2 separate regions of the Mus musculus genome follow, and region 2 is linked to region 1. Evidence: chromatin loops called from intact Hi-C (ENCODE). Cell type or tissue: left cerebral cortex. All regions are shown on one strand. Region 1 holds the start of Slc16a11 (solute carrier family 16 (monocarboxylic acid transporters), member 11). Region 2 holds the start of Dvl2 (dishevelled segment polarity protein 2).

Region 1 (4,000 bases):
GTGTGAGGCATGCAGAGATATTCCTTCTAAGGCGAAGGATAAATTTTTGTATTTGGCCCCTCCTACTACCAAGTAAGAAGTATAATGTTTAGTGGATCTATTTGGTTCCTGGAGACAGCACATTCCTCACTTGGGTGTGTTACACCAGCCCATACTGAGTGACTCAGAAAGCTGCTAGTTTTGTGTGGAATCTGGAACAGGAGAAGTCTCTTCAGCAGGTCCAGGCTGCTCTACCACTTGAACCATGAAATGCAGTAGACTTGATGGTACTTGAGGTATTGGTGGCAGATAGAGATGCTGTTCGGAGTCTCTGTCAGACTCCTGGGGGTGAATCACAGTGAAGGCATGGCTCTCCATCATCTGCAGACAGCCATTGGCCTGCTACTGGGCCTTAGTGGAAACTAAACATTTGGCACTTGATGACGGATTAACCAGATTACCATGCGACGTGAGCTGTCCATCATGAGCTGGGTGTCGTCTGACCCACCAAGCCATAAAGCTGGACATGCGCAGCTGCAATCCATTATGGAATGGAAATGGTATGGATGTGTTTGGGCTGGAGCAGGTCCTGAGGCACAACCAAGTGACATGAAGTTGCTCAAATGCCCCTCGATCCTACTCCTTTCACAATGCTTTCTGTCCCCGAGCACATACACACCTACAGCTTCATGGGGTGTGCCTTACGGTTTGCTGACTGAGGAAGACAAGACTAGACCCTTGTTTACAGATGCTCTGCAGGCTGAACACCACCTGAAAGTGGACAGCGGCCGCAGTCCAGTCTCTGTCTGGGACTCGGAGCCTTAAAGGGCATAGGTAAAGGGACACCTTCTTAGAAGACAGAAAGAGAGCCGGGCGTGGTGGCGCACGCCTTTAATCCCAGCACTTGGGAGGCAGAGGCAGGCGGATTTCTGAGTTCGAGGCCAGCCTGGTCTACAGAGTGAGTTCCAGGACAGCCAGGGCTACAGAAAAACCCTGTCTCGGAAAAACAAAACAAAACAAAACAAAAAAAAAAAAAAAAAAAAAAAGAAGACAGAAAGAACTTCTGACAGCTCACATGGTTGTACATTTAGCTTGGAAGGAGAAAAGGCCAGAGGTGGGATTACATGCTGATGCAAGGCGATTGATTACCTTTAACCCCAGCACCTGGGAGGCAGCATAAGTTCAAAGTCATCCTTAGCTACACAGTGAACTTGGGTCAGCCTGGGCTTCAGGAGCTACACAGTGAACTTGGGTCAGCCTGGGCTTCAGGAGCTACACAGTGAACTTGGGTCAGCCTGGGCTTCAGGAGCCTCATCCTTCCCACCCCCACCCCCCAAAAAAGAAAACTCCATTTAATGTTTCAAAAAGCATTCATACTTTATAACCCATGTGATTCTAAAAAAAAACTCACAGGATTGGTGTGGTTCCTTGACCTTGAGTTTACTAACTTGGTTTTGAGTCTGAAGTGGCCACTTGGCAAAGGGAGGCAGTGCTGTAGATAGAGCCTTGTCCAGTTGCCCTGGGCTACGGTGGTGCCCGTGAGGGCTGTTACGGATCCTATTCAGACACTGCTCTAAGTCTCTTACTTTCACATGCATACGCCATGACGAATTTAATCCTTACAACAACCCTATCAGGTAACTGTTATTATAACCATTTGAAAAACAAGGAAGCAGATCCTCGTTTGCACTCAGATAGCGAAGCGAGAGTCAAGCTTAGTAAGTCTTCTTGGGGTTCTAGGTAGGGGGTCCACTTTTCCAATGTTCATTAACTCCATGGACAACACACATTGGCTCTGGCTATGAGCATGAGGAAGACGAGGAACATGCCCTTTCACAACCAATCACCCTAGGCTCCGGATTTTGCATTCTGCCAAAGTACACAGCATTATTTGGTACAACCCAGAAATAGTCTCCTCTCTGGCTGTATTTCTATTTCATCACGGAGAGAGCCATTCCTTTGGGCTGGCCGGGTTCCACTTACAGAGAGCAGACTTCTTACTGGCCTTCTCAAGAAACCAGCCAGCTGTTCCCTGCCTCCTTGGTGGCTGAGTACCTGCAGGCGCCACCACTCCGGTGGCTTTCACAGACAGCTCCTGGCTGGTGAATGCAGTGAGGCCACTTTCCTAAGGTGTCTGTGGCAGGGCCTCACACCTTCATGGTCTTCTGTTCTAGGACATTTCAGCAGAAAAACCATTTATGTGAAAACCCAGAACTGAGAAAAGGGTAGACTTACTGAGGAGGGAGGACGCTGATTCCCTGGGGTGGGAGTGTGGGATGGGAAGGTAGCCTGGCTCTCCTTTAATGGTTGTGAGGCCTTCCCCAAACACAGTGATGTGCTTCTGAAAGTCTGTCTACTCTCTTTAGTCTTCCAGTTTCACGACTTCTCAGCTACGTTTCTTCCCTTTCTAGGCTGATACTTTCTCATCAATTAGGAAACACCGCCATCCCGTGGCTACGGGTTGATATAAGCTCCAACCTGCAAATCGCTGAAATTTCAATGGCATTGTTTAATGATTAAACCAAATGAATCAAATGGCGGAAGTAAAGCAATAGTGACTGCTAAAGAAGGTTGCTCGTTAAAATCTTCAAGAAAAACACCTGGGTTTATTTCTCTGAATTCTTCCTTAAAAAAAAAAAAATCTTGCCCAAGCCTTTCAGCTATTCCCAGCCACCCTCACACTGTGGCTCTGCATGAATTCTGTCCTTTCCACTACAGTTCACATCAATCTGTCTCTCCAAGCTCTTTCCCTCAACTGTCCCCAATCTCTGTGTCACTCCTAGGTCTGTTCTCCCTGTATCCTCCCACGATAGTATAAACCTAAGTTCAATTTTTTTTTTTTTTTTAGCTGAACGCTTTGGGGTGGGTTAGGGGTCAGCTATTACATTTGTAAAATGGGGATAGTGCCATCTTCATAGGGATATTGTAAGGATGAAATGGCCAAGTATGTAAAGACTGCCTGGAACATCACAGGTCTTGGTACCGAGAACTCGCCTTCCTTTCTAGTGAGGGCATGCTGGTGTTGTCCATTGGAGGCCAGTGATTTGAGTGATTTGATGTTGGAGCTTTACAGGATCCTCAACAACAAATCCGAGAATCCAAGAACTCATTTAGGTTTTGGAGACCACTGCTATTTTCATGCGTGGGCAGTTGGCCGGGCGAAGAGTGCAACCGGGCTCTTCTTGCGTGCGCAGCAGGTGCGTGGGTGTGAGCCCCGCGGCGTGAGAGGCGCGGGGAGAGGCGGGGCGCGGCCACCAGGTACGCTCACTCCTCGCGGTTCCCCAACCAGGGCTGGGGCTCGTGTGTGGATAATTCAATCCTCGTGGGACTCGGCGTCAGGCCTTAGCCAGGCCTGGGTGGATTGGCTGTCTCTCTTTCCCCCGCCCTCGGTATTCACCCCCACCCCCACCCCGTGTCCCAGGTGGCTTGGGCCCCTGTGGTGATCTCTGTTTACTGGAGAGAGCGGTCCAAGTTGGGCTCCATCTCTGTGCTGGCTAGCTGCTCCGCAGAACCCTTTCTGCGGAAAGCGCGGAGAAAATCCGGCCGAACCCACCTTCGCCCTTTCCCTACCCCCAACGCCGGGAGAGGTCGGGTAAGAGAAAGAGGGTTTGGGAAGGATGAGCCCCTGGCCTGGGGGATCCTGCTGCCCCTCCATCCCAGGACCTCACGCGCACCTAGGACTTCTATCCCTAGGCCTGGTTCCCGCGCCCATGCTCCGGGCGACGTGCCCTCCCTGGGCGAGCAGCCCGAGGCTGGATCTCAGGGACGTCAGCTCCCTAGCGGAGGCCCAGGCGTGGAGACTTCATTCACAGGTGTTTCCCCACCCCAGCAGACGGCGATGACCCCCAAGCCGGCCGGACCCCCGGACGGGGGCTGGGGCTGGGTGGTGGCGGCCGCAGCATTCGCCGTGAACGGGCTCTCCTACGGGCTCTTACGCTCCCTGGGCCTTGCCCTCCCCGACCTCGCGGAGCACTTTGAACGAAGCGCCCAGGACACTGCGTGGGTCAGCGCCCTGGCCTTG
Region 2 (4,000 bases), 210 kb before region 1:
GATGGGAAGTTTAGGGGCCAAATCTGGCTTGGGCACTGTCTAATGCCCCTCAGACATCTCTGAAGACTATTTCGGCTTTCTCATCCCAAGTACAGTCTAGTAGGAGTACTGCCCTAAGGGTCCCAGGTTACAATTCTCACTCATCAGCCCATATCCCCGCCCCTCTTATAGTTGCTATTGAGGTGCCTTGAACCTCAGATGGGTAAGGCAAAGTGGGGGCCAGTTGCCAGCATTCCAAGAGTAGAAGCTTGCTAAGGTACTTGGGAGGGGGGGGGGCGGGTTGTACACGTTTGGGGGCGGAGTCGTCTAGGGCTGAAGACCGTTGCTCAAGGCAGTGGTCACGTGAGTGTCTAGGTGGAGCTTGTAGTAACGTGACTCAAGGAAGTCACGTGAAGCACAGTCGGCTGCGCAAAGTGGGCGGGCTTGGGTCACGTGGCATGGGGAGAGGTGGGCGGGGACCTCGGTGCTGCTCGCGACGTCCGTGGAGCTAGTGGCCCTCGACTGTGCGGTCTAGGTTTTGAGTCTCGCCACACAGCTCTTCCCGATCAGCCCGCTGGTCCCCGCCATCCTCCTTGGGCACGTCTTCCGCACTGGCCCTGCGCTGTTGGCGCTAGCGCGTCAGTTTGCGGGTGTGCGCAGGCGCGGCGGGGGCGCTTAGTCCTGTTGGGTGGGCGGCTGAGCCCGGGAGCGCGCGAGCGAGACCATGGCGGGCAGCAGCGCGGGGGGCGGTGGTGTAGGCGAGACGAAGGTGATTTACCATCTGGATGAAGAAGAGACTCCTTACCTGGTGAAGATCCCTGTCCCGGCGGAGCGCATCACGCTCGGCGATTTCAAGAGCGTTTTGCAGCGGCCCGCGGGCGCCAAGTACTTTTTCAAGTCCATGGATCAGGATTTTGGGTAAGCGCGAGGCCTAGACTGGGAAGGACGGTGGGTATGCTAGAGTGGATTGGGCGATATTGAGGGAGACCGGTCTACCTTGGACTGTTTCTGGCCTGTAGTGGAGCATAGCATATTGTACTGTGCTAAGGTAGAAAGCCCATCCCAAGACGGACAAGGTTATATTTGGACACATAGAAGAAAGGGCTGGATGGCGAGAAAATTAGGTTGGAGGAATGGGGAACACTGGTTTGTTTGGCCATTCTCTCTCCATGATTTTAGCCAAAAGGCAAAGAAGTGATGCTTGAGGTTATGCTAGGCTGTGCGGAGATTAGAGCCATCTATCTTTTGGTGAGCTGGGATGCTCGCTCTCAGACGTCTGCACGCGAGTTAGATAGAGATAGTCTGTAATTTTGTTTGCCTGTTTTGATTTGTTCTTTTGTTTGGAGGTAGGGCTTTATTCCTTGTATCCTAGGCTGGCTTCGAACCCATGGAGTTCCTGCCTTAGCCCCCAGAGCTGAAATAAACAGGTGTGAGCCAATATGCTGGGCATGCAGTGTTTTTATGTAGACCGGGCTATAGTGAGACAATTAGGCTATTCTGGCTTATTAATCAGGTTCCATAGTATTATTTTGGGATGGTAGAGTCTGTAATATTGCAGCGAGATCTATTGGGATATATTAGGCTGTTTTGAAGTAGACTTTCCTGGCAAAGCATGTACCATTCTGAACTTTTCTGAGTTCTTATTTCCTCTTAGGGCCAGAACCTCCTCTCCCCGCTACCCCGATACCCCCTGGGGGCTGAAGAGAGTTGGAGGATTTTTTTGCTTTTTTTTTTTTTTTAAAGATATTTTATGTGTTGGGCAGTGGTGGTGCACATCTTTAATCTGAGCACTTGGGAGACAGAGGCAGGCAGTTTTCTGAGTTCAAGGCTAGCCTGGTCTACAGAGCCAGTGCCAGGACAGCTAGGGCTGCACAGAGAAACCTTGTCATAAAACAAACAAAAGCTACTTTATGTGTTTGGGTGTTCTGCATGCATAGTGTGTACCACAAGCATGCAGTGCCCAATGAATCCAGTAGATGGCATGGGATCTCCTAGAACTGGAGTTAGCATCTGCCAGCCACTATGTGTGTGCTGGGACTTGAACTCCAGTCTTCTCCAGAGCCAGTCAGTCTGCTGCTGAGCCAAGAACTTCCTTCTGTTACTGAAGCTACCTAGAACACAATATAGAACAGGCTTGCCTTGAACTTGTAGCAGCCCTGCCTCTACACCTGCATCCATAGTGCTGGAACTAGATAACGTGTGGCAGTCAGGATGCCTGGCCCAGACCTGGGCTTTTTACAAGTTACAAGACAGGGACAAGTGGGAACAAATGGGGTAGTGGTACTGCTACATCATAGCAGAATGGGGTACTGTAATCAGTATGGTGCAAAGGGCTGCTTGTGTGGGGACGCTGGGGGCTATGGAGTTCTGGGGTGATTTGTGACATGCTGGGTGACCCTGTGCTGGACTGAGACTATAATTTAAGGCAGTTTCTTGTTGTTGTAGAGATTGGGACTGAGCCTTCTGTGTCCCCAAGCTCAGACTGTGTTAGGCTATGATGTCCTGAGTTGACAAGCAGGGATAGCAGGGTCCTGGGGACAGGAAGGTGACCTACCACCTGGGTTGGGGAGAGACTTCTTACCTGTGAAAGTCCCTGTGGTGGGAGCACATCCCCCTCGGCTCCCTGAACAGGCTGGACCCTTGTTAACAGTTGTTCGATGTGGAGAAGGTGATGCTGCCTAGGGAGTTGGTCTTGGGTTTATATCAAGGTTGTTCTTTTTGCATTATAATTTTGGGCAATTTATTTAGCTTTTGTGCTTTGATTTCTTCATCTGTGGCATGGTGATAATCATAGTGTAAAATGCTTAATTTCGGTGCATGGCACATGGTACATTCTTGGTGACTGGTAATTTTCATTTAGTATGGAAGCTAACTAGTTCATAGACTACATTACACGATACAGAACTGCTTGCTTTGGAGGAGACTGGGCCATGTCCGGTGGGGTTCTGTTGGGAAGAGTTGGTTAATGTTGAGTAGCTCGTGTGCCGTCTTGATAGCAAATGTATTCGTGAGGCCTATCCCCAAGCCCCCAGAGTACGTTAGGCTAGAACTAATCACACAGACAAATCTGTGCACACAGTGTGCCTGCTTGGTGCCTGGAAAGCTTGGCTGAGACAAGTCAGATCCCTTGGGACTCGAACTATGGATAGTTGTGAGCCACTAGGTGGATTCTGGGAACTAAACCTGGGTCTTCTGCGAGAACGAGTGTTCTGAACCACTGAGCCAATTCTTTAGCCCCCATCCCCACCCCGAAGAAGCTCTGATTTGAGGGTGAGGGTGTTATGTGTGGGAAAGAATGGCTCATGGCTCATAGTTTGTCTACATGGATTTGCTTACAAAGGTGAGGGCTTGTGCCACACACCCAGGACATGTGTTGAATCTAATAGGTACTAATGATTTCTTGTGGGTATGAGAAGGAAGGAACAGGTCTAGTCCACTACAGGAACCTGTGGGAGGCTGGGCTTTGGGATTTTTCAGACCGAGCAGATTGCTTAGTGAGGTGAGGTGGCCCGGAATTGGGAAGCCCAGCTTCCTCGCTCCATGGGAGCGTTCCACACGTGGACTGTTATTGTTGCATGTAAGGGTGATTTTTTACCCAGAAAAGCCACACATTTGGGTGGCTCTGCTTGTGAATTAGAGAGAACTCAAAGGCAGCAGGTTCCGTGAGGACCAGAGGCTTTTATGGGACAGATGTGTAGGACAGAGATGGTTAGGCGGCCAGCCAGGCTCTTAAATTAGATATTTGGAGCAGTTGTGGGAACTGTCCCAAAGGGACTTTGGAGTGGTACTTTGAGGTTTGGATCAAATGGGAAGAAGTCTTTGGAGTGGCATTGTGCCTCTAAGGATGAGTTGGGGTAGTGGTAAATGAGAGAGTCTAGAATTTTTATTTATTTATTTGTGTATAAAAGCAAGTTACTTCACTGTGAAAGCAGAGGAGCTGGGCATGGTGATGCATGCTGGCTGAGTGGCATAGCCAAGTTTGGTGACATATGCCTTTAATACCAGGATGGAGAGGCAGAGT

The links. A loop is a pair of places that touch in the nucleus more often than their neighbours do. Peaks named below come from ENCODE experiments on the same cell type or tissue, not always from the same donor. Only the 100,000 strongest peaks of a DNase experiment are listed, where the experiment ranks them.
Region 2: a loop joins it to region 1, with 2.8 times the contacts of the local background. A loop is called at or near these places in 1 of 42 quality-filtered maps.

The regions. Positions count from the first base shown.
Region 1 is chr11:70,210,694-70,214,693 of GRCm38, forward strand. It overlaps Slc16a11 (solute carrier family 16 (monocarboxylic acid transporters), member 11), which reads left to right and starts at 3,217. Exons shown (of 5, transcript NM_153081.3): 1 at 3,217-3,571; 2 at 3,809-4,000. The coding sequence starts at 3,818. In left cerebral cortex, a CTCF peak has its summit at 2,443 (motif pointing left); DNase peaks (open chromatin) are centred at 139, 2,013, 2,422, 3,212 and 1 more place; H3K4me3 peaks cover 1,055 bases; H3K27ac peaks cover 1,338 bases.
Region 2 is chr11:70,000,130-70,004,129 of GRCm38, forward strand. It overlaps Dvl2 (dishevelled segment polarity protein 2), which reads left to right and starts at 463. Exons shown (of 15, transcript NM_007888.4): 1 at 463-897. The coding sequence starts at 704. In left cerebral cortex, a CTCF peak has its summit at 1,940 (motif pointing right); DNase peaks (open chromatin) are centred at 487 and 1,945; H3K4me3 peaks cover 1,387 bases; H3K27ac peaks cover 1,177 bases.